2 separate regions of the Homo sapiens genome follow, and region 2 is linked to region 1. Evidence: chromatin loops called from intact Hi-C (ENCODE). Cell type or tissue: heart left ventricle. All regions are shown on one strand. Links, peaks and the distances in the headings refer to the core of each region. The heading gives the core; the rest is flanking DNA.

Region 1 (14,971 bases), core at 2,720-10,719:
GCACGGAAATAAGGGATTGGGGCGCAGAGATATAAGAGGTTGGGGCATGGAAAAGGGGATCGGGGCACAGAGATATAAGAGGTCAGGGTGCAGAAATAAGGGATCGGAACGCAGAGATATGAGGTTGGGGTACTTGCCCTTCCCCCAGAAAAGCGGGACTTGCCACTAAGGGGGAAGGAGAAGGGGTTGGGTGTTTCTTGCCCCCCAGAAAGGCGGAGAAGGGGTAGAGACCCAGAGAGAAGGGGTTGGGGTACTTGCCCCTCCCCCAGAAAAGCGGGACTTGCCACTAAGGGTGAAGGACCAAGGCAGGCATCCCTGTGTGGTCTGACACCTCTGAAACCTGGGTGAATAATCAGAGAGGCATCCCTGCAATGATTAAACACCAAGGGAAGTCTGCCTTCCCTAGTCCGTGACTGGCGCCAGAGTTTTGGGTCCACAGATAAAACACATCTCCTTTGTCTCTACCAGAAAATGAAAGGAATTGAAATTAAGAGAAGGGAGAGATTGAAGAGCGGAAAGGAGAAAGTAGTTGAGGGATAGTGAGAGAGGTTGGAGAAGAGAGTAAGAAGAGGCCGCTTACCCGATTTAAAATTGGTGAGATGTTCCTTGGGCTGGTGGGTCTGAGGACCTGAGGTCGTAGGTGGATATTTTTCATGGAGCAAAGAACAGGAGGACAGGGGATTGATCTCCCAAGGGAGGTCCCCCGATCCGAGTCACGGCACCAAATTTCATGAGCGTCCATGTGAAGAGACCACCAAACAGGCTTTGTGTGAGCAATAAAGCTGTTTATTTCACATGGGTGCAGGTGGGCTGAGTCTGAAAAGAGAGTCAGCAAAGGGAGATAGGGGTGGGGCCATTTTATAGGATTTGGGTAGGTAAAGGAAAATTACAGTCAAAGGGGGGTTGTTCTCTGGTGGGCAGAGGAGGGGGTCACAAGGTGCTCAGTAGGGGAGCTTTTGAGCCAGGATGAGCCAGGAGAAAGAATTTCACAAGGCAATGTCATCAGTTAAGGCAGGAACAGGCCATTTTCACTTCTTTTGTGGTGGAATGTCATCAGTTAAGGCAGGAACTGGCCATCTGGATGTGTATGTGCAGGTCACAGGGGATATGATGGCTTAGCTTGGGCTCAGAGGCCTGACAGCTGGGGTGGGGGAGCCTAATGCAGGGCCGGCGGCACAGGCATGTCACCCCTGCATTCCCTCGGGGCCTGTGCTCAGAAGGACCCAGGCTGGGTCAGATGCTCTGTGTTAGGCTAATAACCTCCCAAAGGGAGTTAGTTATGTTACGTTCTGTGTTAGTTTCCTGGGCTGCCATAAGACCTTACCACAAGCTGTGTGGCTTATAACAGAAATGTATTGGCTCAAGTCTTGCAGGCCAGAAGACTGAATCAAGGTGTCAGCAGACGTGGCTCCTTCTGGAGGCTCCGAGGGTGAATTCATTCCTGGCCTCTCTCTGGCCTCTGGTGCTCCTGGTGGTCCTGGGCGCTGCTTGGCCTGTGGACCATCACCCAATTTCTGCCTTTGCCTTCCCATGGCCTCTTCCCTCTGTGTGCGTTTCTGTGTCCAAATCTCTCTTTTCTCATGAGGAAGCCAGTCATTGGATTTAGGGCTCACCTGAATCCAGGATGACCTCATGTTAAGACACATTCTAAGGTGCCAGGTGGACATTAATTTTGCGGGGACACTCTTCAACCCAGCACAAGCTCCTAGAGTATAAAAGCTTCCTATATGGCTTGGGAACTCCCAAAGGACAGGGCCTGGCATAAATGCCCAATTTGCTTCTTTTTTTTTGAGACAGAGTCTTGCCCTGTCACCCAGGCTGGAGTACAATGGTGTGATCTCGGCTCACTGCAACCTCCAATTCCTGGGTTTAGGTGATTCTCCTGCCTCTGCCTCCCGAGTAGCTGGGATTACAGGCATGTGCCACCACGCCCGGCTAGTTTTTGTATTTTTAGTAGAGACACGGTTTCACCATGTTGGGCAGGCTGGTCTCAAACCCCTGACCTCGTGATCCACTTGCCTCAGACTCCCAAAATGCTGGGATTACAGGCCTGAGCCACCGCGCCTGGCCCATTTGCTTTTCTTTTAAGAGACAGGGTCTCGCACTAGCACCCAGGCTGGAGTGCGGTGGCATGATCTCGGTTCACTGCAGCCGCGACCTCCCAGGCACAAGCAATCTTCCCACCTCTGCCTCCCAAGTAGCTGGGACTATAGGCACACGCTACTAATCCCAGCTAATTTTTGTATTTTTTTTTTTTTGTAGAGACAAGATCTGTCTATGTTGCCCAGGCTGGTTTCAAACTCCTAGGCTCAAGTGATCTTTCCCCCTTGGCCTCCCAAAGTCCTGTGATTACAGACCTGAGCTACTGTGCCTGGCCAACCAATTTGCTTTTCACAGAGACAAATCTCCACAAAAGGCTGACCTTGTCATGAATATTTATGACATCTAAGGCATTATGGGTTGAACTGTCTCTCTCTAGAATTCATATGTCCAAGTCCTAACCTCCATACCTCAGAATGTAATCTTACCTGGGGAGAAGGTCTCTATGGTGAGGTCACCAGGATAGGCCCTAAACCAATATGACCATGTCCTTATGAAAAGGGTAAATTTAGACACGCAGACACACACATGCCATGTGACATGAAGGCGGCGATAGTGATGCTTCCACAAGCCAAGGAACACCAAGAATTCCCAGCGAAGCACCGGGAGTATGGAACAGATTCTCTGCAGAGCTTCCAGGAGGAGCTGCCCTGCCACCTTCTGGCCTCTTCTCGGGCTTCTGGCCTCCAGGACTGCGAGACAATCAGTTCCTATTGTTTAGGCCACTCAGGTTGTGATAGGTGGTTACAGTAGCCCTGGCAAAGTCACACACAGGGCTGGGGGCAGCATTGTTTCTCCGCTTTCTTTCTTTTTTTTCTTTTGAGACGGAGTCTAACTCTGTCACACAGGCTGGAGTGCAGTGGCATGATCTCGGCTCACCGCAACCTTGGCCTCCTGGGTTCAAGCGATTCTCCTGCCTCAGCCTCCTGAGTAGGTGGGATTACAGGCACGTGCCACCACACCTGGCTAATTTTTGTATTTTTAGTAGATACGGGGTTTCGCCATATTGGCCAGGCTGGTCTTGAACTCCTGACCTCAGGTGATCCACCCGCCTCGGCCTCCCAAAGCTGGGATTACAGTCGTGAGCCACCACACCCGGCCGTTTCTCCATTTTCTACGGGAGACATGTTTTCCACATGTTTGGACCGTCCTTTGGGGATAACTGTGAGTGAGCATCTCACTTGAGAACCTCCCTCACATCCTCCACGTACTTCGCCCACGGTGGGGAGGTGGGGAGGTGGGCCCAGCAGCCTGTGGCCTCGGTGTGCTTGCTGCACATGGAGTGGACCCCATGTGGCCTCCTCCAGTGAGCCTCCAGGCTTGGGATGGGCCAGGTGCTGGAGCAAGTCCATTCCAGAGCTTGGTTCTTTTAAAAATTTCTATAATATATATACATATATTTTATAGACAGAGTCTTGCTCTGTTGCCCAGGCTGGAGTGCAGTGGCACGATCATAGCTCACTGCAACTTTGAACTCCTGGGCTTAAAGGATCCTCCTCCCTTAGCCTGCCAAGTAGCTGGCAGCTAATTAAAAAAAAAAAAGGGTGTTTTTAAAAAAAAAAAAAAATTGATTGGGGGGATCTCACTATGTTGCCCAGGCTGGTCTCGAGCCCCTGGCCTCAAGCCATCCTCTCGCCTCAGGCTCCCAAAGTGCTGGGCTTACAGAGTGAGCCACCGTGCTGGCCAGAGCCTGGTTCTTAGTGGGCCAGTCAGGGAATTTCAATGAAAAGTAAGGAGCCAAAGAAAGAAGACAAGGAAGTTGAAATAGGTCGGGGCTGAGATAATCCTTAGAGATCAACATCTCGGGTCTCAGTTGTTTATCTAAACCGAGCTGAATTCCAACCCCCACCCACACCTCCTGCATCTTCCCGGGGCTCTCAGCTTTGCTTTTTCAGAACGGTTTTCATTGTGTGTGTTGCCGCTGGCTGGATGTGAGGGTGAGTGATTTTACCGTAGCATCAAGTGTAGCCCAGAGCAACAGATGAACTCCGGAACAGAGTCATTTCCTGGATTCTGCCCTCTGGGTTCTAGATGCTTCCTGACAGTTCCGTTTCTTGACGTGCAGTTGCCGAGTCAAAGGCTGTGTTGTTGAATTCATTGCTACGCATCCCAGGTTTGCCCTCTCAGAAAACTGCACTGCCAGACAGTCTCAGCAACGGTTGGTGGACAGTCTCTACTGTTTTGCCAAAGCTTGGATGTGATGAGGCTTTGCCAATCTGACCTCCATGCTGACCGGCTCCTGCACGTGCTGGTGAGGCCGAACGCTCCTGCTAGCGCTGCCTGCACACCTGGGACTCACTTTCAGCGAATTGTCTGGCTGTGCCTTTGTCCATTTTTTGCTGATTTATAAATCAAGGATTTTAAAGCCACATGTTTGTGGCAGTTATTGTCCCAGCATTTTGTTTTATCCATATGCTTTTCTTGATATACAGGTGGCTTTCATTTGCAGAGGTCATTATTTCCTCCCTCTTATGGTTTGGTTTTTGCATTTGCCTCTGTGGGGTAGGTTAAGAAAGTTGTGGATTTGAATCCTTGTTCGATAGCTACGTAACTCTGGGGAATGTACTTAATCTCTCTGAGCCTCAATTTTCTCATCCGTAAAATGGGGATAACAATATCCACCTCCCTGGTTTGTTGGTGTGTATGGAAAAACTCTCTCAAACTGCGTTTTTCCTCTTTCACTCCACCACCACCTCCACAATCATCAACACAGAAGACGTCTGCAATAAAAGGCGTGGGGGTTTCCCCACACATTAAGCAGTGGGCCCCAGCTGGGTGTTCAATTCTAACACTGTCCACCTGGAGATAGCACCAGATCCCACTGGGTGGGGGGCTCAGTCCCCACGACTGCCACCCACCCCAGACACCAGTCATAAGCCTGGGCCTCTCGAACTTCTGACGGATGGGCTTCAAGTTGGGGTTCCCATGACCTCCTCTCTGTGTTGATCAATTTGCTGGAGCAGCTCACTGAACTCAGGGAAATAACTATGTTTGCTGGCTTATTGTAAAGGATGTTACAAAGGACACAGATGAAGAGATGCGTAGTGCGAAGTATGGGGGAAGGGGCAGGGAGCTTCCAAGCCCTCCCTGGACACATCATCCTCTGGGAACCTCCACAAAGTCAGCTCTCCACGGCTCCCTGAACCCAGTCCTCTTGGGTTTTTATGGAAGCTTCATGTTGACAGAATTCCTTCCCGCATGGTATGAGGCGGGACCCTCCCAGGGGAGGCTGTTAAGACCTACAGTCAGAAAAGTGAGGGAAGGTTAGAGTCCTGCCTTGTGGCAGGAAAAAGGAAGGCGAGAGGGTCAGAGAGGTTCTGTTACCTGAGGGTGGCGCCCAGGATTAGCACATCCAACATTATAACAGAAAACTGTAACAAGGGCTAAGTGGAGCTATGAGCCAGAAACTGTGGATGAAAAAATATATACATATATATATATATGAACATCAGAGTTGGTCATTTTATAATTTACATAAACACTGGGCAGGGAGTGTAATAAGCACTTAATAAATGATACCTTTCCATATTCCTTGATTTTAAGTCAACAAATGTGATGTGGTTCATCAGCTACTATTTAGATATCTTGAGAAAGACAGAAGACCTCAAGACGCAGGTCCTGTTCTTGAAGGAAAGGAGAAGAGAACCCTTGTCTGGGGAGCATGCTCTGCACTTAGGCGACCAGCAGGATTGGAAGGGACCATCAGTGTGGTCCTGGAGGAATCCATCAATGGAGGCCCCGAGGGGCCGTGAAGGACTTGCCCATGTAAACTGCAGGGCCTGGTCTGCGGCTCCCACCCCCGTGCACCTCACCTCCAGTTAAGTCCTGCAGCTTATCACCTCAGTGGAGAGACAAAGCAGTGCTTTGGAATGTGACCCCTTTGATAGCTTGAATGTTGCAGGTTCCGCAGTGGCTTTCATGCTAGTCAGGGGGCAGTGGAGAGTGGCAGCACGTCAGCTGAGTGTAGGGCTACCAAGTCTTGGGCCAGGCAGGACTTGAGCAGCTTGGGGAGTCGCCCAGAGGAGGGATCCTGGGGGTAGCTGGCCAAAGCCAAGCTGGTTAAGATAGGTGGCCAGTGATAGCTGCCAAGGCTAGGAGGAACAGGACTGCTCTATGTATTAGGCAAAGGAAGTTATGTCCAGAGTCCAGAAGGGCAGGAAATAGCAACCCAGATTAGAGGACGGTAGTCGGGCCTCAGTCAGTCGGGGAAGGTGAGCCCCAGGTCCAGGGCTCCAGCAACCACAGAGTCCCGTGCAGACTGAAGGGCCTCTGAAATGCTCACTCATTAAACGATGACGATTGACAGTGACTGCAAAGGTAAGGAACACAGTTTATCACACACTCACCTGTCACGTGCCAGGCTCTAGCCTCCACGATAACCTTAAAAACCAAGGAATATTATTTCCTCTCTGAAAGGGGGAGACTGAGGTTTAGAGATGAGCTTACATGACCACACTCACTGCCAGTCAGCACTGGACCTTGGGTTTGAACCCAGGACTGCCCGACCTCTTTCCTGGCTCTTTACCATAGACCTGGTGACCTCTGTGCAGGGTGAGAGGATGGCTGGGGGATAGTCTTCAAGGGATAAAAGACAAGCACAAAGCTTGGCTGGATTGGGGGAGGAAGAGGCAGAGCAAAGAACAATTCCTGCAAAACATGTTTTTACCTTCTTTTATTTCCAAACTCTTTCCTGGGGCCGGAACCGGTCGTGAACTGAAGCCAGCGGGAGGCCATTGGCAATGTGACTCCCTTCTAAATGCTGGTGGTAGAGGAGATGGAGAGAAAAAGACGGTTTCGAGAAATCTTTCAGAGGTACAATTGGGAGGACTGGATAATGGGTTGGATGCAAGGATTGTAGACTAAGATGACTCCAGGTTTTCTGGCCTAACTCACTGGACAGTTCTCTTTCCTGGAAGGAGGGAGCTTAGGGGATAAACACATTTGGCCGGGAAGAACCAGGGTGTTGTTTGGAGCACACTGAATTTGGGGCATCTGTGAGATGACCTAGTGGAGATGCTGTGCCCTGGCCAATCTTGGCAAGTTCATGTTATTGTTCCACCTGCTTGGAGTCCCCAGGCCTGCCCGTGGGCCATAGATTTTCCCACCTCTGCTCATGCTGGGGTTAAACGGAGCCACCAGCACCGCCATCTCTGCCACCTTTTGTAGGATGAGCTCCAGCCGGCCGACACCACACGGGACTGTGTTTACTGTCTGCCCAAGGTGGTGAGGCTGAGCTCAGAGCAGAAGGGGACCTACCCCACAGTCAGCAATCTGTTCTGTTCGCCCGGAGGGCTCCAGAGCTCCGGCTGCCTGCCTTTCAGAGAAGAGGGATCATTCACAGAACTGCAGCTCCTGCTAGAGGCACAGACCGGCCTGCAGCTCAGAGGGCAGAGTCACTGATTTCCAAAACGGAAGTGAACATAAGCCCAGTACTTATTTTAGGAGATTTACTAATCAGAGCGGCTGAGTGCATGTGTAAAACGTGCTGTGAAGGAGTCTGTGTATGGAGGCAATCTCCCAACTTCTAAGTCGGCATTTAACCTGGATAAATCCCAGGGCCCCACATGGCCCAGTGGCAGCGTGGTTTCGCTTTTAAAGAAGCACAAGCCAACCACTAAAGGTAATGTTAAAAAAAACGGGAGAGTTCCAGTTCTAGTAGGAACTGCAGGAGCATGGATTGAACTAATCTCCCGCAAAGAAAAATGATCAACTCTGGATAAGATGTAAAGCACCGTTGAAGGACACTGGACAGTGGCCAAAGAAGCAAACTGACCAAAGAAGCAAAGAATGGAGAGGACTCGACCCTTGAAAGAAAGGAACTGCTCTGGATGAAATTCACGCTAAGATGACCTTCCTCCGAGGCCCCTCTCCAGGCTGCTCGGGGCAGGGAGGCTGGAATGTAAGGCCCAGGAACTCAGGGAATGGTGTTCAGGCTGCTGGAGTGGCTGGAAACTGAGGGTGAAGTCTTAGAAAGAAGGGAGCTTGAAGGAGACAGGCCCAAAATATTACACATTAATTCTATTTTATTATTTTTGTAGAAACAAGGGCTTGCTGTGTTGCCCAGGCTGGTCTTGAACTCCTGGACTCCAGTGATCCTCCCGCCTTGTCCTCCCAAAGTGCTGGGATTACAGGAGTGAGCTACTGTGCCCGGCCCACATTAATTCTCAAATCTTTAGCCTACCCTGCAAAACCCAAGTGAGACTCCAAGCAGCTCAGTGGGAAGCAATGCCTGTAAGGCTGAAGGCTGAGCAGAGATTTCAGCTGCTGCCCACTGCAGGGAAACAATTTGGAGTCTAACTCCTGCCAAGTAGGCGCCTCAGGTTTTCCATTAAAACCCCAGAAAGGCCTCCGCTTAGGCTCAAAGACCATGTACCAGGACTAAGATTCATCCTAGGACTTGGGGTTATAACAGTAAACAGAACACCCTGGCATTACAACAGTAAACAAACAGTTAAAGGTGTAGTTGGGAAATTTATATTCTAGTTGGGAAAACTGCAATAAACCAATAAGTGTTATGCAGAAAAATCAAGCCAGGCTGTGGTTGGGTAGGTTAGTCAGAGAAGAACTTACTGGGTGTGGAGGAGGGGGTCACATTTTCAGCATGGACTTTGTAGGGGGATTGAATGGCGACCCTCAAATGGTGGTTCTCAAAAAGATGCGTCTAAGCTCTAACCTCTGGTACCTGGGAATGTGACCTTATTTGAATAAAGAGTCTTTGCAGATGTAATTGATTTAAAGATCTCAAGAGGAGATTATCCTGGATGAACCAGGTGGGTCCTAAATCCTATGGCAAGTGTTCCTATAAGTAGCAGAGACTCAAGGAAGAAGCCATGTGAAGACGGAGGCAGGGACTGGAGGGTGCATCTGTAAGCCCAGGCATCAGAAGCTCACAGGGAGGCAGGGGTGGCTCCTCCCTCAGGGCGCCCAGAAGAACCAGCCCTCCCAAGGCCTTGATTTTGGATTTGTGCTCTCCAAAACTGTTAGAAGGTAAGCACGCTTTCTTTTAAGCCACTAACTTGGTGGTTATATGTTCTGGCAGCCACAGGACACAGTGACAGACCTGCAGTGGGAGACAGGGAAAGTACTTCCCAGGGACCTTCGCAGGGAGAAGCGACAGCAGGTGCAAAGGCCCAGAGTCAGGCCCAAGCATGACCTGCGCGTCGCCAGGGATGCTGGAGGGGACGGAGCAGGGAGAGAGGAGAAGAATGAGGTCAGAAGTCAGAGGTGATGAGGGTAGGGAAGGGGGCGGGTTACAGGGATTTCCAGGCTACGCTAAAAACCGAACTGCTGCTCTGAGTGAAATGGGAAATGCTAGGTGCCATTGCCCATGGACTCTGCTTGTAAACAAACTCACACAGCTGCTGTGTTGAGAAGAACAAGGCAGGCACGGGGAGGCTGATCAGAAGGCTCTGCATCACCCAGGGGAGAGAGAGCAGGGGAGTGGGCTAAGACGGAGGCAATGAAGGAGAGGAGAGGGAACCAGGATGGGGAAAATGGAGAAGGGGAGAGGGAACCAGGATAGAGGAGAGGGGACCAAGGGGGGGACAATGGGGGAGGGAGAGGGGACTGAGGTGGGGACAGTGGAGGAAGGAGAGGGGACCGAGGTGGGGAGGTGGGGACGGTGGGGGAGGGGAGAGGGGACCGAGGTGGGGAGGTGGGGACGGTGGGGGAGGGGAGAGGGGACCGAGGTGGGGACAGTGGAGGACGGAGAGGGGACCGAGGTGGGAACAGTGGAGGTGGGGCATGGGGGACTAACATGGCAGCAGTGAGAAGCGGCTGGTGATGTGTGACGTGTGAATGTGGAGCTGAAAGAACTTCCTGTGGGTTAGACGTGAGACATGTGAGGAGGAGAGGACACAGGTGACTCTGGGATTTTGGCCTGAGCGCCTGGAAGGATCAAGTTGCCGTGAAGTGAGGCAGGGCTGCAGGTGGGGCAGGTTTTGGGCATCAGGAGCGCCAGTGTGGACCTGTGCATCTGAGATGCCTCTCGTGGGAGGGAGGCGGATTTGGGCCTCTGGAGCCGGAGGGTGGCCTGGATGGAGGCCTGTGTCCAAGCATCGTCTGTCGGTCCGTGTTTTTCATCTGTGGATCTCCAAGGGGGGCAGGGAGCAAGAGGAGGGAAGAGGCACAGGCCTGAGAATTTTTGCCCCAGTGTTGAGAAGTTTTGGGAGGAGGAGGAGGGGAGCCAGTGGTACTGGGCCATCAGGACAGGCTGTCAGAAGCCTCTCGGGGTCCTGCTCAAGAGGGTGGCCAGCCAGGCCGCGTGGTGCTCACGGCTATGCCAGCGGGGACTGAGGGTTTGGTAACACAGAGGCCCTGGGTGACTGTCCAGGAGCCTTCTGGGTGAAGTGAAGGAGGCCACAGCCCCGGTGGAGTAGATTCAAGAGAGACCCAGGAGAGAGGAAGTGTAGACCGAGGGCGGAGGCCACTCTAAAGGGCGAAATGGTGCTGGGGGTGTGGGGCCGGGAGCCGTGCTTTTAAATTTAATTACAAGAGAAGCTAGAGTGCAGGTGCGTGCCCATGGGAACCCCCTAATAGAAAGGACAGCTTTGGCTGGGAGAATGTTAGAGCAGCATCCGTCCTAGGGGGCGAGTGGCCAGGGGCTGTGCAGCCCAGGGCAAGAATGGCCGAGCTTATCTGCCCCCTTTCTGGGAGAAGCGCCGAGGCCTCTGCAGGAAGAGCTAAGGTTCCTCCCCGAGGGACAGCAGTAGCGTGAAGCTGTGCACCTCCTCAGAGGCTGATCCAGGTCTGATCAGTTCCTCCTGTTCACTCCTACGGACCACAGGGTTCCTACCCTTGTCCTCCTCTCTGTGGCCTGGAGTGGGTCTGGGCTTCAGACTCTTCACTCATAAAATAGGATAAAAATAAGGGATCCCCCCTCTCACATTTGCAGGGCTTGGGACAGGAGTACAAATGGTACTCCGTGCACCATGTGAATAAATAAATTCATGAAAAAAGCCAAGCAAATGCCTTGTTGAACACAATGCCCCACGCGCTACTTTGCTAGAAACATGTTCCTGACAGCCTGGAAGCCTAGGGTTGCACTTAGAACCCTGGGGCTCCTTGGCCAGAATGGGGTGTCCCAGCCCCAGCCAGCCTCCTTCCCTGGGCCTGTCTCACACTGGGAGGAGCTCAGGATAAGCACGTGGGTGCCTGGCCCACACATCCAGCCTCCAGCCATGCTTCCTATTGACAGCTGTGCCTTTGCCGTGGGGCCTGCTGTGGTTTGCTCTTGGGGAGTGGACCCGGAACAGAGGCCCCTGCAGGCCTCAGAAGTGGGCTTGGGTGGGCAATTCTGCGCTTCCCGAATCTGGCAGTGTGATCTAGAAGTGTTGTCCCTTGGCCTGGAGGACTGCTCACCTAGAAGCCAGAGCATGGCCAGAGGAAGGCCAGTGTGGGGCCCTCTAGGGTGTGGTCACAGGGTGGGGCTCCTCTGAAGGGTTGCTGTGAGGACTGAATCAGATATTTTAAGCCAAGGACTTAGCACAGTGCCTGGCACATAGTAGGTGCTCAATAAAAGCAGTGTATTTTTTTTTTTTTTTTTTTTTTTGGTGAGACAAGATCTCGCTCTGTTGCCCAGGCTGGAGTGCAGTGGTATGATCATGGCCTACTGCAGTCTCAACCTCCCAGGCTCAAGCAATCCTCCCGCCTCAGCCTCCCTAGTAGCTGGGACCACAGGCATGCACCACCATGCCCAGCTAATTTTTTAACTTTTTTTTAGAGATGAGGGTCTCACTATGTTGCCCTGGCTGGTCTCAAACTCCTGAGTGTAAGTGATCCTCCCACCTCGGCCTCCCAAAGTGCTGAGATTACAGGTGTGAGCCACTGCACCCGGCCCTTCATTTTTGTTATTTTATTTTATTTTTCAGACAGAGACTTGTTCTGTTGCCCAGGCTGGAGTGCAGTGGCATGGTCTGGGCTCACTGCAACCTCTGCCTCCTGGGTTGAAGCAATTCTCCTGCCTCAACCTCCTTAGTACCTGGGATTAATAGGTGTGCGCCACCACGCCCGGCTAATTTTTGTATTTTTAGTAGAGACGGGGTTTCACCATGTTGGCCAGGTTGGTCTTGAACTCCCAGCCTCAGATGATCCACCAGCCTCAGCCTCCCAAAGTGGATAACAGGTGTGAGCCACCGTGCCTAACCCATTTTTGTCATGTTTCTAATCCTAGTCTTTACAGAATTAGGCAGGGCCTCCCACAACCCGGCTTGGCTGCCTCTCCGCCCTCACCCCTCCCGAAGCCTACCCAGACCCTGTGCTCACTGAAGGTGTCCCTGGCCCCGTGCCTCCCAGTGCATGTCTGCCCCTGGCATTGTGCTTCCGGGGCCCAGGATGCTCTCCCTCTTCTTGGCTGCCACGTGGGCTTCTCGTGCCTCCTCCGGGAGAGGTCCTCTGGATTCTTCCCCTGCCTCTGGGCAGGTAGGTCAGCCTCTCTGGCCTGTGTGAAACTGGGTGGCAGCCTCTTGCTCTGCAGGCAACTGTCCCATCCCCGCCAGGCTCTGGGCACCTGGGGGCAGGACTTGGGTTTATTCCCTTGGCTCCCCTCTGTTCTGCCCAGACTGGCGGGCAGCCACGTGCCAAACTGATTGTTGAGTGGAGGAATTTAACTTGGTGTTCAGAAATCCCTGCTGGAATTTTCCACTGAGATAAGCAAGGATAAAGGTTTGGAGGCAAGGCAGACACCACAATTCCTGCTTATCTCAAAGGCCTTAGGAGATAAGGGCATTCTGGAGAAGCTGACCTCAGGTAATTATCACAGCTGAGCTGAGTCTTCACAGCAGCTCCGCAAGAAAACCCCAAGGAGGAGGGGGCGCGCTTCCCCACAAATCCCCTGAGGACTTCGGCCCATTGTTCCCTGGCCAGAGGGGGGTCACCTGGTCACATCTGCAAGAAAGAAGATACGGAGAGGCACTAACAACCTGAACCACAGTGGGGAATCTCCTCATAAGGAACAAGGGGGGCACGGATCTGGGGCAGGCCGTTAGCAATGCCTGTTGCAAGCCTTGAGAGCTGCTTCAACATCTCTGAAATGTTTATGCAGCAGTAGGCCTGGCTCTCCACGCAACCCCAGGGCAGTAAAGAGTGGAAAGTTACAAAGGACTGACTTGGCTAGAAAGGAACCCACATGGGATAAACTCTCAGAGGAAATCCCATCACTGTCAATATTTGAGCAGAACCCGAGACATCAGGTGGCAGGAGAGTTGCAGAGATTCTTCAGCCCCTGGGCGGGCACTCAGGCCACATCCTCCCCAGGGGGCCCTTCCTGCTCCACAATGATATAATTTTACATGTTTTGGAAGGAGAATGTGTGCATGCCTGCCTACGTGGCCTGTGTAAGTGGCATTGCGAATATTCTCCCTGTCAATGGTAACACAGAAAAGTTGATAAAATGGCCAGAGACAAACTTAAAAATTGGTATGTGTTAAAATAATATTAATTCTGGTCCTGTAAGTAAATTGCTTATGTTCCGTTTTGCCTCATTTCCACTACAAGCAATGATGATTGTGCACGATACCACATCTATGTGGCATTATGGATACTGTCTGGGCGGTGAGTCCTGACCCGCCTTCCACGAGAGGTTTGTGTCTGAGCTTGCCATCCCATGTCCCCATGGGAATGCACCTTCTGATTTACACGAGCGCACCACAGGCTTCCTGCTCACGCTGGATGGCCCTTAGTGCATAGAGTGATCCGTCACAGAGGCTGGAAGCGGAGGGAGGTTTAGAACCATCTGGCTCAGCCCCCTTACTTTGGAGGCGAGTAAATTGGTGTTGGGAGGAGCTGACTGGTTCCCGAGGGAGGATCTGGCAGGTTGCTCCCAGATGACCTCTGTGCAGGAGGGGAAGCTGTGAGCCCCCAGACCCTCTTAAGTATCTGAGTTCTGGCCTTTCACTGTACCCTTGGGCCTTCATGAGGAGGGTGTCAGGTTGCTTGAGATCAGCATGAGCACCAGGCCTTGCCACACTGGCCAAGCAGGAGGCGGGCTTCGGCACTGGCTCCCCTGCCACCCGCCCGCGTGTGCCAGTGGGCTGTGAAGTCACCTGGGCTGGGGGGGCCTCCCTTGTGTGAGCTTTGGTTCAGGCACTGTGGACAACGGACTCTAGGATGGGCCCCAAGATTCCAAGCCCCTGGTGGACATGTCTGTCCCCTTGAGTGTGTGCAGGGCTGGGACTGTGATGGTGTCACTCCTGAGATCAGGTTATATTACATGGTAAAGGTGAAGGGATTTTGCAGATGTAATTAGGGTCCCTTGTCCATTGACTGTGAGTTGAGCAAAAGGGAGATTGTGCTGGGGGTGTCTGCCCCAATCAGGTGGGCCCTTTAAAAGAGGATCTAGAAGTCAGAGAGCATCTCTCGCTGGCCTTGAGAAAGCAAGCTGCCCTGTGTGAAGGGGCCTTGAAGAGCTGACAGCAGCTGCCCACTGACGCCAGCAGGAATGGGGACCTCAGCCTACTGAGGGAACTGAATTCTGCCAACAAACATGTGGGCTCAGAAGAGGACCCTGAACTCAGAAGGAGACCCCAGCCTGGCCAGTGTCTTGACTGCAGCCTGTGGGACCCTGAGCAGCGAGGCTGAGCCCCGACTCCGGGCCGCAGGAGCTGTGAGGCCATAACTGCGTGTTACTGTAAGCCGCCGAGTCAGTGGGTATGTGTTACACATCCAGAGATAACTACACAGGCATCGACCCTGTCCACCCGGGGATGCTAGAGGGGCTGTGCTGGTTTTACTCCAGGCCATGGTGAGAGCCACTGTGAACACAGGGCTCTCTCCTCTGAGCTGCAGAAGCTCTGTGCCCTGTCCCCTGCCACAAGTCACAGACTTTCTTCATGTGTTTTACCTCATGTTAATGAAGGAGATCTTCTCCAGGGGC
Region 2 (14,971 bases), core at 2,331-10,330, 44 kb before region 1:
ACCTTGTTGAATCTGGGTGACAGATGTATAGGTGTTCTTCGTACTAGCCTCTCTAATTTGGGGTATGTTTGACAATTTTTAAATTAAAATTCATTTTTAAAACCTCCAACTTAAAGAGTATGATACATGTTACATAAATTAATTTTAGTCTATACCTTAGGGGCTGTGAATAAGCCTCTGAACTCCCCTAATCAGAAACCCATACCCCAGAGTGACCCGATACGCATTTCAAGGAGGATGTGGAGGCCTGAGGGCCGAGTGCCCAGCAGAGGCAACCAGGTTTCCCCCCAGAACCCGACATTTACCCAGCTTCCCACACTGGCACAGGTCAAACCTCAACATCCACTTTGGTCATGCAGGGGAAAACCCCGGGACCATCTTTGATCTCCCTCTCTCTCCCATCCCATATTCAATCCATCAGCAAACCCCACAGGCTCTACTTGCAGAAGGCATACAGAATGCAAATACTTCTCCACCTCTGCAGCCCATGGCTCCACTCTGGTCTGGCAACATTCTTCTCTCCTGCGGTCACTGTGCCAACGTCCAGCCTGGTCTCTGGCTTCTGCTCTTGCCCCTGCTGGTCTGCTGCTCCTACAGCCAGCCCCGCCCAGGCTGTGATGGTCATTCACACAGGAGTCAGTGTGAAGGGTGCTCCCAGGGCTTCTGCAGTGCGTAACCTGCCCGGCCATCCAGGGCTGTCCTCCACACAGTGCGAGGAGGAATCCTCTTAACACAGGCCAGAGCAGCCAGGTTTCTGTCTGAGCTGTCCAATAGCCACCCCTCTTGCTAGGGGGAAAATCCAAGTCTTACTGCTGCCTACACAGCCCCAGGGAGTCTCGCCCCCAGCTGTCTCCCCTCCCTCATTTCTCCCCACTCTTCCTTCGGATCTCTCTGCTCAGCCACAACAGCCCCCATGCTGAGAGTCAGACAGGTCAGGCTGGCATCCTTCTCCACTGTTGCACCTGCTGTCTTTCCCACTGCCATGAACATCACCTTTCCCAGGAGCCCTCCTCTGGCACCCCACAGAAAACAGCAACCTCCCCACTTGCCCTTCTTGTTCCTCTCTCCACCCTATTTCCTCTGGAGCCCTTTCCAACACTTGGCATGTTACAGAGCTGTCTGCTCAGCAGTTTATCTTCAGGGTCACAGAGCGTGGGGACTTCGGTTTGTGCACTACAGTGTCCCCAGTGCCCGGGGAAGTCCCCAGCACAGGGAATGTGCTAAGTAAAAATCTGCCCAGTGGATGGATGGACACTTGAAAGGATGACCTTTCAGATGAGGACTACATCTCTTTCGAAGGCTGCAGTATATTAGGACATGCCGGGGGGTAATCAATTTTTTTTTTTGTTGAATCGGAGGAAAAGTGAATACATGAATGAGCAGGTAAATGAACTCAGCCCGGGTGGCATGACCAAGGACTGGTGAGGCCTGAACAACACTGGCCCCCGTGGAGCTTCCGAACCGCGGCAGGGAGAGAGGAGGCGATGGGACGAGGACTCCGGTGAGAAATGTGACATGTGAACATCCCTCACAGTCTGCATGGACAGCAACCGGGAAAAGTCACCTTCTTCTCAGAAAAACAAAACACCTGTGAAAGTTATATTGGGTGTGCCCTCAGGCTGACCCACAATTGCCTCTCACACCACAGTGTTCTTTTTTTTTGAGACAGAATCTCTCTTGGTTGCCCAGGCTGGAGTGCAATGGCACAATCTTGGCTCACTGCAGCCTCCACGTCCTGGGCTCAAGCAATTCTCCCGCCTCAGCCTCCCCAGTAGCTGGGATTACAGGCACCCACCACTATGCCTGGCTAATTTTTTGTGTTTTTAGTAGAGATGGGGTTTCACTATGTTGGCCAGGTTGGTCTTGAACTCCTGACCTCAAGTTATCTGCCCGCCCTGGCCTCCCAAAGTGCTGGGATTACAGGTGTGAGCCATCGCGCCCGGCCTACAGTGTTCGTAGCTGGGCACAGCTGTGGGTGGGGAGGGAGGGGCTGTTCTGGGGCCAGGCTTTGACCCAGCCAGGTCACAGAGAACGGGGCTCTGAGGCTGGGACCATGCGAGCTTCCAAACCATGGCCCAGCACCTCCTCCAGCTCCAGGGGCCGGCCAAGACCCAGGGCAGCCTCCGTGCTGACCACAGATGGGAGGCAACAAAGGATGGTGACAAGGACGCCTCCTCTCACACCAGCCATGCCTGTTTCTGGAACTCCTTCAAGGCAGCTAGAACAATGGGACTGACACATGCATTGCAATATCACCCCAGAAAGGAAGCAGAAGGAAAACATCCTGAAAAGATGGGAGGCTTTCAGGAACTTGAGAAAGTGAGGTGGGGTAATCAACCATTTTTCCTTCCCCTGGGGAGCCTGGTCATCACTGCCTGCTTTGAGGGGGATCACTGCCTGCTTTGAGGGGGATCCTTGCCACACAGTCACGCAGGCTCTGACCTCCTTCCTGGGTCTGGGCTGCTCGGGCTGGGCTGGGGGTGGGTGGGGATAGTTTCTGGGAAGATGGTTTCTGTTACTCATCACAGGCAAGAGAGACAAAGAAAAGTTGAGTTTATATGACTCCCCCAAGTTCACGGAACAAATACCTGAACTGCGTGAACTGCGGTATCTTTTTTTTTTTTCTTGTAGAGATGGGGGTCTCATTACGTTGACCAGGCTGGTCTCAAACTCCTGGCCTCAAGGGATCCTCCCACCTTGGCCTCCCAAAGCACTGGGATTACAAGCAGGAGCCAACGGCACCTGGCCGTGAGGCATCTTGTTATACCAGATTACAATGAACACCCCGGACACTTGTAGAACACTTTTGATGTGTGCCACATAATTTCAGCAAAGAACAATCCCTAAAATAGGGAAAGAGCAGCATTAGGGTGTCAGGAGAGAATCAGCAGTTGTCGGGAAAACATGCTCTGAATCGCAGCTATTTCTAGACTCCTGCGTCCTTAGAACACGGGTGCTGAGTTGGCTGCTAGGGGAAGGGCTAGGGCTCAGGGCTGCCGGGTCCACAGCTGGCTGAGAAGCACCAAAGTCATTCAAATGGAATTGAATGTGGAAACACGCGAGTGGAGTGTCAGAATCCAAGTAAAGCAAGCAAGGCAAAACCAAGCAAAAAGACTCGTGGACTCATACACTGCCTCTATTTCAGGTTTGGAGGCCACTGCTGTCGGAAGCTGTACTGATTATTTAGAATATCGAAGAAACAAGTAAGTTCTTCCCCCAGATTCTGGAAAAATTCACACGCAGATGTGGTTCCTGCTTCAAGAATGGTTTGAAATGCTGTCTTGGCAGCAGCCTCCACTTCTCATGGAAATGCCCTGAAGACATAAAGACAGCAAAACCCTGCGTGCAGTGAGTGGCCGGCCACAGGGCGACAGGGCGTGACCCTGCCCCTGCTCCCTCCACCTGCCTGCAGTGAGTGGCCGGCCACGGGGTGACAGGGCGTGACCCTGCTCCTGCTCCCTCCACCTGCCTGCAGTGAGTGGCCGGCCACGGGGTGACAGGGCGTGACCCTGCTCCTGCTCCCTCCACCCTGCGTGCAGTGATTGCCCGGCCACTGGGCAACAGGGCAGGACTCTGCTCCTTATCCCTCCGCCCTGCATGCAGCGAGTGCCCGGCCACCAGGCAACAGGGCAGGACCCCGCTTCTGCTCCCTCAACCCTGCTGCAGGGTGGGGGGGCACCCATCTGAGGGAAGGGACACCCTCTACTCTCCTAGCCCTGCACCAGTGGGTGGGCTCTTTTTCCCCTTTTCTCCTTTGTACAAAGGCCCTCACATTGGCTAGAGGAGCCCACCTGGCACCTTTCCACCATCTGTGCCACTTCTGGGCAGAAGTGTTAAGAGCCAGTGAATGAGTCTGTGCTGACAGCAGAAGCCATGAGAGCCACGTCCCATTGGGCAGGGACTGAGACTACAGTAAGCAGAGGCCCTGCACACCGCCAATGGCCTCCAGTGTGCCCAAGAGAGAAGCTGTGGTCACTGTAGGCCTATGGGTCTTCAGAATGTTTGTAACAGCATCAGACTTGGCCTATCCTGCCCAACACAAAGGGTTTCAGATGCTAACATTGGAGAAAGGAGAATTCAAAGTGAAAAACGTCAAATGAGGAAAAAGGAAGCAGAGGATACTGTTAAGTGGGGAAGTTTACAACAAACCATCATGGTCAGGAGCCTTGATGAACTGAACATTACAGTAAATGTAGAAAGCAAAACTATTAGAAGGAAAAATCAACAGAGCAATACAGCAAGCGACCCCTTTCTATGATTCAGTCTCTTCAATTTTCATATGGGAATGATAGTATCTGCCTGTCTCAGTCTGCTTAGGCTGCTGTAACAAAACACCACAGACTGGGTGGCTTAAACAACAGAAATGTATCTTCTCAGAGCTTTGGAGACTGGAACATTCCAGATCAAAGTGCCAGCAAGTTCCTGGCTTGCAGACGGCCACCTTCTCGCTGTGTGCACACACGGCCCACACTGTGTGTGCATGCGGAGGCAGAGTGAGCTCTCTGGTGTCTCTTCTTACAAGGGCAATAATTCTATTGGATCAGGGCCCCACCCTTATGACCTCATTTAACCTTAATTACTTTCTTAGAGACCCCATCTCCAAATACAGCTACACTGGGGGTTAGGGCTTCAAAATACGAATGCGGGCTTGTGGGGGCAAACATTTACCCATTTAATGAGTTAAGGAAAGGGCTTCCATTATCCTCAGCAAACTAACGCAGAATAGGAAAACCAAACACCGCATGTTCTCACACACAGTGGGGCTTGTCGGAGGGTGGGGTGGGGAGGGAGAGCATCAGGAAGAATAGCTAATGGATGCTGGGCTTAATACCTGGAAGATAGGATGATCTGTGCAGCAAATCCCCTTGGCACACATTTACCTGTGCAACAAACCTGCACAGCCTGCATATGTATGCCTGAACTTAAAATAAAAGTTGAAGAAAAAAATGTAATACATATATATTTTTTTTTAAAAATGAAAGGAGGAAAATAGCTAGTAAATTTCCATCTTCCCTAATGACAATAATTGTTCCTGCGAACTAATCAGAATATCGATGTTTATGTTTTAAATAAATATGTTAAAAATTTACAAAGAAGTAAAATGAAAAGGGCTTAGACACATGGTGCATATTAACTCCTTCGCTGCTGCTACCACGGGCTCTGTTGTTGTCTGTTGTTATCCAGAGTCCCCACGGCGAGGAACAGAGCTAAGGAAAAGAAAAAAGTTAACTGTCTCACAGGAGTGGAGAAGCAGGCCAGAGCTTAGGGACCAGTCCATTTGCAGCGCTCCCTAGAACCCAGTGGACAGGGCTTTGTAAAGATTTAGTGTTGATATTTTCTAGGGAAAGGTCACCCTTCTCTGCAATCCAGATGTTTCATCTTTCTTAGTCTGCTCTGCATTTCTTTGATCTTTCTCACATTCCATTGCTCACCCTTGTTTAAGATAATTTCTAAAAGGGAATAACTGAGTACATCATGAAGAGTGACATTGAGTTAGGATGAAGAAAGTTGTTACTCTTTCCACCCATCATAAAACCTTCATTCAAGTATTTAGCCACCACACCTCCCAAAAGAAGACAAAGTTAACAGAATTATCTCCCAAGCATATCTTGTTTTCATCCATGTCAGGGTCCGGAGTACAGAGAGAGCTCCTGCTGGAGCAGCTGCCCCTGGCACCTCCTTTGTCACTGCTGGCTTTGGCGGTGGCAAGTCGGAGGAGAGGGGAACGGTGAGGGGTAGGAAGGTGTCGGAGTCCATGTCCCCAGCAGTGAGCAGACCACTCAAAGGTGTTTGTGAGACCAGGGCTCAGCAGCATCTTGGCAGTGAGGAGGGAAGGAACACAGCCAGGGGCACGGGGCTGAGCCACGACAACTCCAGGGCTTCCCAGTCCCTGCTCTCAAGTTCACTGGTTGCACCGAATAACCTGCTTTTGATACTCACACTAAAAGAAGAATGACCTATCCATGGATGAATACGTCAGGGTGACACAGGATATCTGCATAGCCTCTGAGTATCTCTCTCCAAATTTACTAATGATGGTGATGGTTCTAACCTCAGGCCCACTAATTCTTTGATCCTCCTCCTGCCAGGATGGGCAGCCTAAGTCCACTTCCCTGGATGTGGGCTGGACCTAGTGACTTGCTTCCAGAGCAGGGAGAGGGAGAAGCAGTAACTTTATAGAGGAGAAACCTGCAGACACCACCTCAGCCTGGTGATCGAGGTCAGCATCCTCAGTAAGAAGCCACATTGGTGCCGTGTGTCCCTGTAGGATGTGAGGGAAAGGGCGCTTCACCTTTGTGCGATTCTTCCCCCAAATCCAAGACTTCAGTCTAATCAGACAAATCCAAATTCTACAAGATACCTAAGAGCTACTCTTCAAAAGCACCAGGTCGGGAAGACAAGTAAATACTGAGAAATCGTCATGGATTGGAGGAGTCCAAGGTGAACTGATGACAAAATGCAATGTGGATCCCAGATGGATCCTAGAACAGAAAAGAGACATTAGTGGGAAAACTGGGAAAATCCTGTTGTCAGTTAAAACAAAGTTGCTGAGAACAGGTTATGTATTCTCTATCATTCTAACTAAGCTTTCCGGTTTCACAAAACGCATCACCAACACTGACTCATTTTTATTTCCAACCTAATTCTCCAGCCTGCCACCCGCCTCTAACCCAAGAACACCAGCGTAACTCTCCTCCAAAGGTTTTCAGTTACTCCTGGGGTGCCCAGGGCTCTTGAGGAGCATGGCGCTTAGGTGAGGTTAAGGTCAGGCAAAGGTGGCTATTTATTGCACCTGGCAGGCTGTGTTAATACACCTAAATTCCTCTGGCCCAATCCCCCTGCCCCAACAGGAAAGCCACACGGAGCATGTTCTACAAACCTTGGTCCAAGTGACTTCAGCCCCTGGGCATGTGCCATTAACCTAGCAGAGTTTTCCTGGACACAATGATTGCCTTTTTAGGGAGTGCGAGCTCATCGCGCCGGCAGTGTGCAATGCAACCCGATCGTGCACACAACGCCCAATGAGGCCAAAGCCCCATCACTAGGATCATTCAGAAGATTTTTTCCAAGTGCATACATTGCAACAAAAGCCAACGGAGAAACACAAGGCAGGAAAAACCATAAAAACAAGGAACTGGAAAGAGGGAAAAACTGTAGGAGTAAACAGGAAAAGGATTTGGTTTCTTGCTTTAATTTTCCCCTCTATATCTTATTACATGAAGGAGGGGTAAGGTCGCAAACCACCCTGGCCAGAGTGAAGGGGAATCAAAAAGAACATTTCTGAGAACCCACACCTGGCCAAATTAAATCCCGCTTCCTTAAACCTTCACTTATATGTAAGCGATTTCTGACAAGCCTTTTCAAATCTTGTTCTAGTTTGAAAACAATCAGAATTTCCAAATGTTATGTGAAGTCAAGCTAAGTCCATTCATTCATTCATTCATTCATTCATTCATCTGTTCCTGTATTCATTCACTCACTCACTTTTCTGCCACTAAACGCTAGTGATCCAGGGTCTGCTGTGTGCCAAGTGCAGACCCACCGGGCTGGGGGCCCTGGCCAGGCTCTCCCCTGGGAGAAGGGAGGGAGGCCTATGAGAGGGAGCAGATCCTCAACTAGCAGCTTCGCCCAGCGGGAAGGTCACAGCAATGGTAACGGTTATGACCGAAGTCATTCACTCCTCAGCCGTCTGAGCAGGAAAAAGCCACCCTCTGCTAATCAGGAACATCAGAGTAAATGGATTCTCCCATCTGTATAGCCAGATACACCAACGGCATCCGTCTACCGAAGGCAGAACTTCTGAAGGCGAGGGTGCGCCAGAATCGTCCGGGGGTGTGTCAGAAGCCCAAATGCCCGGCTCCACCCCCAGAGGTTCTGAGTCAGTAGCACAGGTGGGGCTCAAGACCCAGCATTTCTAGCAAATTCTGGGTGGTGTAGCTCTCCTCCAATTGGAGAGGAAAGCAACAGCGTTGCCAAAAGAGGTGTAGCGAGTGCGCGGCGGCCCTGTGGCCCATGAGCACACTGCTGCATGTTCAGAAGCAGCTACAAACTAGCCTGAAACATCTGAGTGTTTAAGAATTTATTTTAAACCTTTCTGACAATAATATCACCACCATCTCACAGCTGCAAAGCCCTTTAGGCTTTATGTGCATCATCTCAAATGTTGCCTCATCGGGACCTCATGTGAACTCTGTGAGGTTAGCAGGCGGATTTATCCCACCTTATAGAGGAGGTGGTAAAACGGGGGCGGACTTGGCCCTGCAGCCCTTCCTTCCCTCTCCAGGTAGCCTGGAGCTGGTGTATGAGTCCAGACCCTGCAACCTGGAGCCTAGAATCGAAAACCTAGAGTTCAGAACCTGAAGCCTGGAGCCTAGAACCAGGAAATAGGAACCCTTAGCCTAAAACCTGGGGCCTGGCAACTGAAACCCTTAGCCTGGGACCTGGAACCTGAAACCCCTAGCCTGGAACCTGGAACTGGAAGCCTGGAGCCTGGAACCTGGAACCAAAACCCTTAGCCTAGTACCTGAAACATGGAACCTAGAACCTGAAGCCTGGAGTCTGGAACCTAGAACTGGGAGGCCTTATCCCAGAGCCTGAAACCTGGAACTGGGAACCCTTAACCTAGAACCTGGAGCCTGGAGCCTGGAACCTGGAACCTGAAACCCTTAGCCTGGAACCCGGAACCTGAAACCCTTAGCCTGGAACCCGGAACCTGAAACCCTCAGCCTGGAACCTGGAGCCTGGAGCCTGGAACCCGGAAGCTGAAACCCTTAGCCTGGAACCTGGAGCCTGGAACCCAGAACCAAAACCCTCAGCCTAGAACCTGGGACTGGGAACCTGAGGCCTAGAGCCTGGAACCAGGCGTGCAGCCTAGAACCTGGAGTGAAGCTGGGGACAGAAGCCAGGCCTCGGCCTCTGAGTCTGAAAGTCTTTGAGCACAGGTGGCAGACAGCAGCAACTGCACACACGCGGTCCTTGGCCAGCATGATTCCCTGAAGGCCCATCCTAAGCCTCGTGTCTGCATTGCCTCATAGACTCCTCACAGCCACCCAGTATCGCCTCCCCTTGCCAGGTGGAAACACTGAGACTCAGAGATGCTTGTCGCTTGTCTGAGGAGGTCGCCTGGCCGCAGCACCCAATGCTGACCCTCTACACCACACTCTCCCTGGGTACCCCAAAGATTCTCTCATGGGTGTGCGAAGTGTCTCCAGTCATGGGAGTTAGGAGGAAAACTTCACACCAACAGAAACCTGAACTCTGCAAGGGCCCAAGAAAGGAAGCACACAGCCATCTAAGACGACGCCCTGGAAGTCCTCCCAAGTGTCAGGAGTATCCTTATCTGAAATAACTCAAAAAATTTAAAAGCAAGACACAAAACTGTACAATATATTGTGCATGTTATATGTTATTTTCACCTGGTATACTTTAACATATTTTTAAAAATCATATTTAAAAAAACAAGCTATTGGTAATACAGAGTGCAACCTGTGGATCTGCAAGGCAGTCCTCCCACCACACGTATATTCAGTATAATTTATTAACTATCATGTTCTATATAGGGAAAAATTGGAAAAGATATTTAGGAAAGAAAAATAGATTGAAATTTTAACACCAATCACAAAAACAGAAATCCAAGGAGAAAAGATTGACTAAGTCTTAAACCAAAAGGAACACAATTTTTTTTTTTTTTTTTTTGAGACAGAGTCTTACTCTGTTGCCCAGGCTGGAGTGCAATGGCACAATCTCAGCTCATTGCAACCTCTACCTCCTGGGTTCAAGCGATTCTCCTGCCTCAGCCTCCTGAGGCACCTGCCAACATGCCTGGCTAATTTTTGTACTTTTAGTAGAGATGGGGTTTCACCATGTTGGCCAGGCTAGTCTTGAACTCCTAACCTCAGGTGACTCGGTTGCCTTGGCCTCCCAAAGTGCTGGGATTACAGTTGTAAGCCACTGCACCTGGCCTTTTTTTTTTTTTTTTAATAGAGATGGGTTCTTGTTATGTTGCCCAGGCTGTTCTCAAACTCCTAGGTTCAAGCAATCCTCCTGCCTCAGCCTCCCAAAGTGCTGGGAGGAATACCATTTTTTAAAAGAATATTATTGATGAAACCAAACAGAATATTAAAGCTGAATTTTCAATTAGTGAGAGGGACAGTGTATGTGGGTGTTTTCCTTTGCAAATTGTACATAAAAACAGAAGCAAGAGGTAGAAACCACAGAGGTGAATATGCTGGAACATTCACATGGTTAATGGTCCCTTCCTGTCCCATCCCAGCAGGCTGAGATGCACGCCTTTTGGCCAAGCGAAAAGAGAGGCCAGGGGTTGGAAGGGGGAGTCTTTGGATAGAGACTGCAGGTTCTCGGGCTTCTCTCGCTGGGAACAGGAGTGGAGGGGCGGGGGCCACACAGTACTTTCTGGAGATCAGTTGAGAGGTGATGAGGAGAGTATCGTGCAGAGAGCTGCGGAGGCCCAGGGCTGAGGCAGCAGGGATTCCGAACAAGACAATGATCTGGTCATCTATTTTAAGAAGTTCGGCAATGTGCTTTTACGGGAGATATGGGGACGGTTTTAATCCTGTGGAAATGTGGCAGTCACTGACCTTTCTGTTGTCCAACATCCAGTCCCCCTTCTCATCTGGGGGGTGGTCCTGGGGGGTGAAGGACGACTGGGTCTCCAGCCCCACCTCCACAGGTGAGACTAAAGTTGAGGGTCTTCCCTGTCCCTTCTCCTGCAGCCACACCTGGATTTTGAGTAATCTGAAGATGCAGACAAGAGGTGTGCGCTGAATGTGCCGGCACCTAGATCTTGGACTTCCTGCCTCCAGAACAGGGAGAGATCAACTTCCATGCTAAAGCCCCCAGTCTGTGGTATCTTGTTATAGACGGTCCCCAGCCCCACTGTCAGCTCAAGCACACTTCCAAAGCCAGCAAAGTGTAATCACATTGGCAGCTCGTGTCTCCATTCCCTGAGCCTGCAGCCGACTTCTAAAATGGCCCCATCTCAGCTTCCAGGGTATGTGGCCCCCTCTGTACTAATTTCCAGGAGGTTTAAATGCAGGAAACGCCAAGAATGTAATGTGGTCAGCTAGGGCTTTTTACCCTCCTTGCAGGAGGGCAAACAGTCGTAGTCACTGTCAGACTCAGAGTTCTCTAGCTGAGGGGAGTGGTTCAGAGCTCAAGGTACAAACCCAGCAGTGTGGCAGGGGAAACCTGACACAGAGATCCTCAGTTGGGTATCTTGTTCCCCATGGGCCATTTGACAATGTCTGGAAGCATGTTTGGTGGTCACAGCTGGGAATAGCGAGGAGCTCCTGGCGCCTACTGGGCAGAAGCCAGGGATGCCGTTCAAAATCCTATAATGCATAGGACAGCGCCCCCCAGGACAGAGAATTACCCAGCCCTAAATGCCAGTAGTGCCCAGATTGAGAAACCCTAACACAAGACAAAAGAAAGAAAAAACTTCAGATGTTGAAATGAAGAGTTGGAAGACCATGTGGTCATCACCTCATCTCAACTCATGTGGCAATTCCTCTGGAGCCGGCTCCAGGCATTGGTTAAAAATAGGCGGGTAATTTAGTAGCTTCTAAGAGGTCAGATAAGCCCAAAGATAAACCGTGCAGAACAAGGCTGGGGTGAAGTGGCCCATTATTTCTGGGAAGCCAACCAAAGACCTGGGCACCAAGGCTAGGTTGCTTGATGGTGAAGCAGCTTGAAAAATCTGATGGTACCTTACTGTTGATGCTTGAATTCAAGACCAAGAAGTAAAAGTGACACTGGCTGTCTCAATGCCAAGAATGGTAACATGCTTCAAACTTATAAGAAGTCCCCAGGGACGCTGACACTAAAGACACACATATTTACAGCGACAGCCATTCGCGCTTTTATTCTGAGTTCATTTCATCAGTCCCAAGGGCCGTCTGTGTCCCTCTTGGGCATGGGAGATCATCTTTCCTATATTTTTCTCACAAGCTCCACCCAACCCCCATCTCAGCCCTGGGGCACATCCCAACCAGTCAAGAAGCACAACTGCCTCCTTCTAGAGCTAACCACAGCCACCTGAAGGTAGCAAACGACCACCACCATTTAATTGCCACCTACCAGGTGCCAGGCAGCACGCCCTGCAGCCTGTGGGCTCTAGCTCTTTACCATGACTGCCCCACACGATAGCATTCCTCTTTCTCGGATAAAAAAAAGAAGACTGGGCTGCATTCACTTGCCTACGGTCACACAACTTAAAAAGGCTGACCCACAGGTCTCTGAGGCCACAGCCCCACAAAGGTTCCAACCTGCAATAGATCAGTCCATCGATCAGTCCAGTCTACCTGCATTGGTCATGAGTGGTATGCAGCCCCATGTGTAAGCAGTCAATAAATATCCCACATTGCAGAACATACCTCTATTGCAATGTATTTCCACAAGGGAATTGCTCTGGAGCTACACTGGTCGACACGGCAGCCCCAAGACTTCCATGGCTATTTACCTTTAAATGCACTGTGGTAAAGTTAATTTGACATGCAGATCCTCAACTGTACTAACCGCATTTCAAGTGCTCAGTAATTACAGAGGGCTAGTGGCTACCACAGTGCACTGCACAGACACAGAGCACAGAGTCCTATAGACAGCACAGCTTTGGGTGATTTAAAAATATGCTGGGGGTAATTTAAAGCAATATCTTAGGGCAGAGGTCCCCTACCCCTGGGGCACAGACTGGTACCAGTCCATGGCCTGTTAGGAACTGGGACACACAGCAGGAGGTGAGCGGCAGGCGGGTGAGTGAGCGAAGCTTCATCTGTATTTACAGCCACTCCCTATCACTCGCATTCCCACTTGAGCTCCACCTCTTGTCAGATGAGCAGCAGCATTAGATTCTCTTAAGAGTGCGAAACCTATTGTGAACTGCGCATATGAGGGATCTAGGTTGTGCGCTCCTTATGAGAATCTAATTCCTGATGATCTGTCACTGTCTCCCATCACCCCCAGATGGGACCGTGTAGTTGCAGGAAAATAAGCTCTTGGCTCCCACTGATTCTACATTATGGTGAATTGTATAATTATTTCATTATATATTACAGTGTAACAATAATAGAAACAAAGTGCACAATAAATGTAATGTGCTGGAATCATCTCAAAACCATCCCCACACCCTGGTCTGTGGAAAAGTTGTCTTCCACAAAACTGGTCCCTGGTGCCAAAAAGATTGGGGGCTGCTGTCTTAGGGAAGACAGGGTAGAGCCATGCTAGCTGTTTGGTCAGCATGGAAACCACGATGAGTGTCAACCTGGAAAACCCCACATCTTCCCAGATGCCTAAGGAATGTCATCAAAGAAAGTGAAAAATAAAAATGAAAGAAATCAAGGACAATGAGGGCAAAATTGATAAACCTACATGATGGAGGTTAAAAATACATGAACAACTTTAGATCTCCTGATTTCTTTATGTTTAAATATGATCATGACCACTATGTGATTTTTCATTCACTCCCCAAGCCAAGAGTGGATGGAGAGTTTGTAATATAATATGCCAGTGGAGGCTCTGAACAGATCTGGCTCTCAGAGACTTGCTGATCCAAGAGTTTACCTGCTGCCAAGGCCATATCACATTCTGCCTACCTAAACTCTCCAGGTATTTTATTTGTTTTATGGAAAGTATATCTCAGATCTTAGAGAACTTTCCAAGCAAATAAATGAATTATTCCTTTGCTTTTTGTCTTCTTCTTTTTCTCTTTTTGAGATGGAGTCTCGCTCTGCTGCCCAGGATGGCGTGCAGTGGTGTGATCTTGGCTCACTGCAACCTCTGCCTCCTGGGTTCAAGCAATTCTCCTGCCTCAGCCCCCCGAGTAGCTGAGACTACAGGTGCAAGCCACCACATCTGGCTAATTTCTGTATTTTTAGTAGAGATGGGGTTTCACCATATTGGTTAGGCTGGTCTCAAACATCTGACCTCAGGTGATCCACCCGCCTTGGTCTCCCAAAGTGCTGGGATTACAGGCACAAGACACCATGCCCAGCCCAATTCTTGATGCCTGAAGCTATGAAAATCTCATATTTTTTTGTTTTACTATCTTTATTTGCTCAGCTAATTTGACATTTTATTTCGCTCTCAGTAAAAGAATACCATAATGATGGGTTCCTTTGTTTGAGCTGTGTAGACACTAGAGGTTAGCCGTTCTTCCCTGGTGTATGTCTCAGATTAATTTTCAACTTTCTTTTCCAGCCTTACTAGTCCCTTAATCAAAAACAAAACTCCACCTGCAGGCACCAAATTAGAGAAGTCTGACTGGTTAACATTAAGCAATGTTTCCTCCTAACACTGACATGGTGGTCAAGGGCACTGGCCTCAAAGGCAAGAGACTGGGTTCAAATCAGAGCTGCTTGCCCCTGCCTGAGGAACCACTGTCTGGTACCAACACTTCAGCCGCCCTGTGTGGCTTCCTGTTCACACTTTGTGACATCTCTCTTCCTGGCCTTTGCTCAAATTGTAGTCACCATGTTTAGTGCCTCCCTCTAAAATATGAAAGGGTAGCTGAGGATCACCACACATCTGAGAAAGGCTCCAAGATGACAGAGGCCAAAACACACAAAGGAGGAAAAGAAACAGACCAGGATGCAGGGAACAAAAAAATTTTCAGGAAAACCCCCAAATTAAGTGAATTTGCTTAATATCCTTAGAGTAGTAAGAAAAGGTACTGCATTAGTGAGTCAAGAAAGGATGCTATAGAGATAAAGAACAATAAAAAAACTTAGCAATTCAATATAAAACAGGTAAACTTAGTAGAGGGAGTGGATGGTAAAGTTGAAGAATCTTCCTTGAAGTATTACCAAAAGACAAAAAAAAAAAAAAAAGAAAAGAAAGGAAAATGAAAAATTACTTCTTTTTCTGTTCTGTCTTACAGAAATTACTGTAAGACAGAACAGAAAAAATGATGGGGCTAGGAAAAAATTCAAGAAAATTTCCCAGAATTTTAGGATACAAG

Evidence for each region. A loop is a pair of places that touch in the nucleus more often than their neighbours do. Peaks named below come from ENCODE experiments on the same cell type or tissue, not always from the same donor. Only the 100,000 strongest peaks of a DNase experiment are listed, where the experiment ranks them.
Region 2: a loop joins it to region 1, with 1.9 times the contacts of the local background. A loop is called at or near these places in 6 of 110 quality-filtered maps.

What each region holds. Positions count from the first base shown.
Region 1 is chr2:237,592,953-237,607,923 of GRCh38, reverse strand. It overlaps RAB17-DT (RAB17 divergent transcript), which reads right to left. Exons shown (of 3, transcript NR_187201.1): 3 at 11,939-12,984. Among named protein-coding and RNA genes, the nearest start is that of RAB17-DT, 9.3 kb to the right of the region's middle. RefSeq lists a silencer at 3,496-3,676 and enhancers at 3,328-3,831, 11,341-11,842, 11,950-12,668. In heart left ventricle, for the core only: CTCF peaks have their summits at 2,747 (motif pointing left), 6,002 and 7,482; a DNase peak (open chromatin) is centred at 7,433; H3K4me3 peaks cover 1,352 bases; H3K27ac peaks cover 3,347 bases.
Region 2 is chr2:237,636,222-237,651,192 of GRCh38, reverse strand. The region is part of intron 1 of LRRFIP1 (LRR binding FLII interacting protein 1); the gene reads right to left. Among named protein-coding and RNA genes, the nearest start is that of LRRFIP1, 16 kb to the right of the region's middle. RefSeq lists enhancers at 111-611, 612-1,112. In heart left ventricle, for the core only: no CTCF peak of the experiment used is centred there; no DNase peak of the experiment used is centred there; H3K27ac peaks cover 2,414 bases.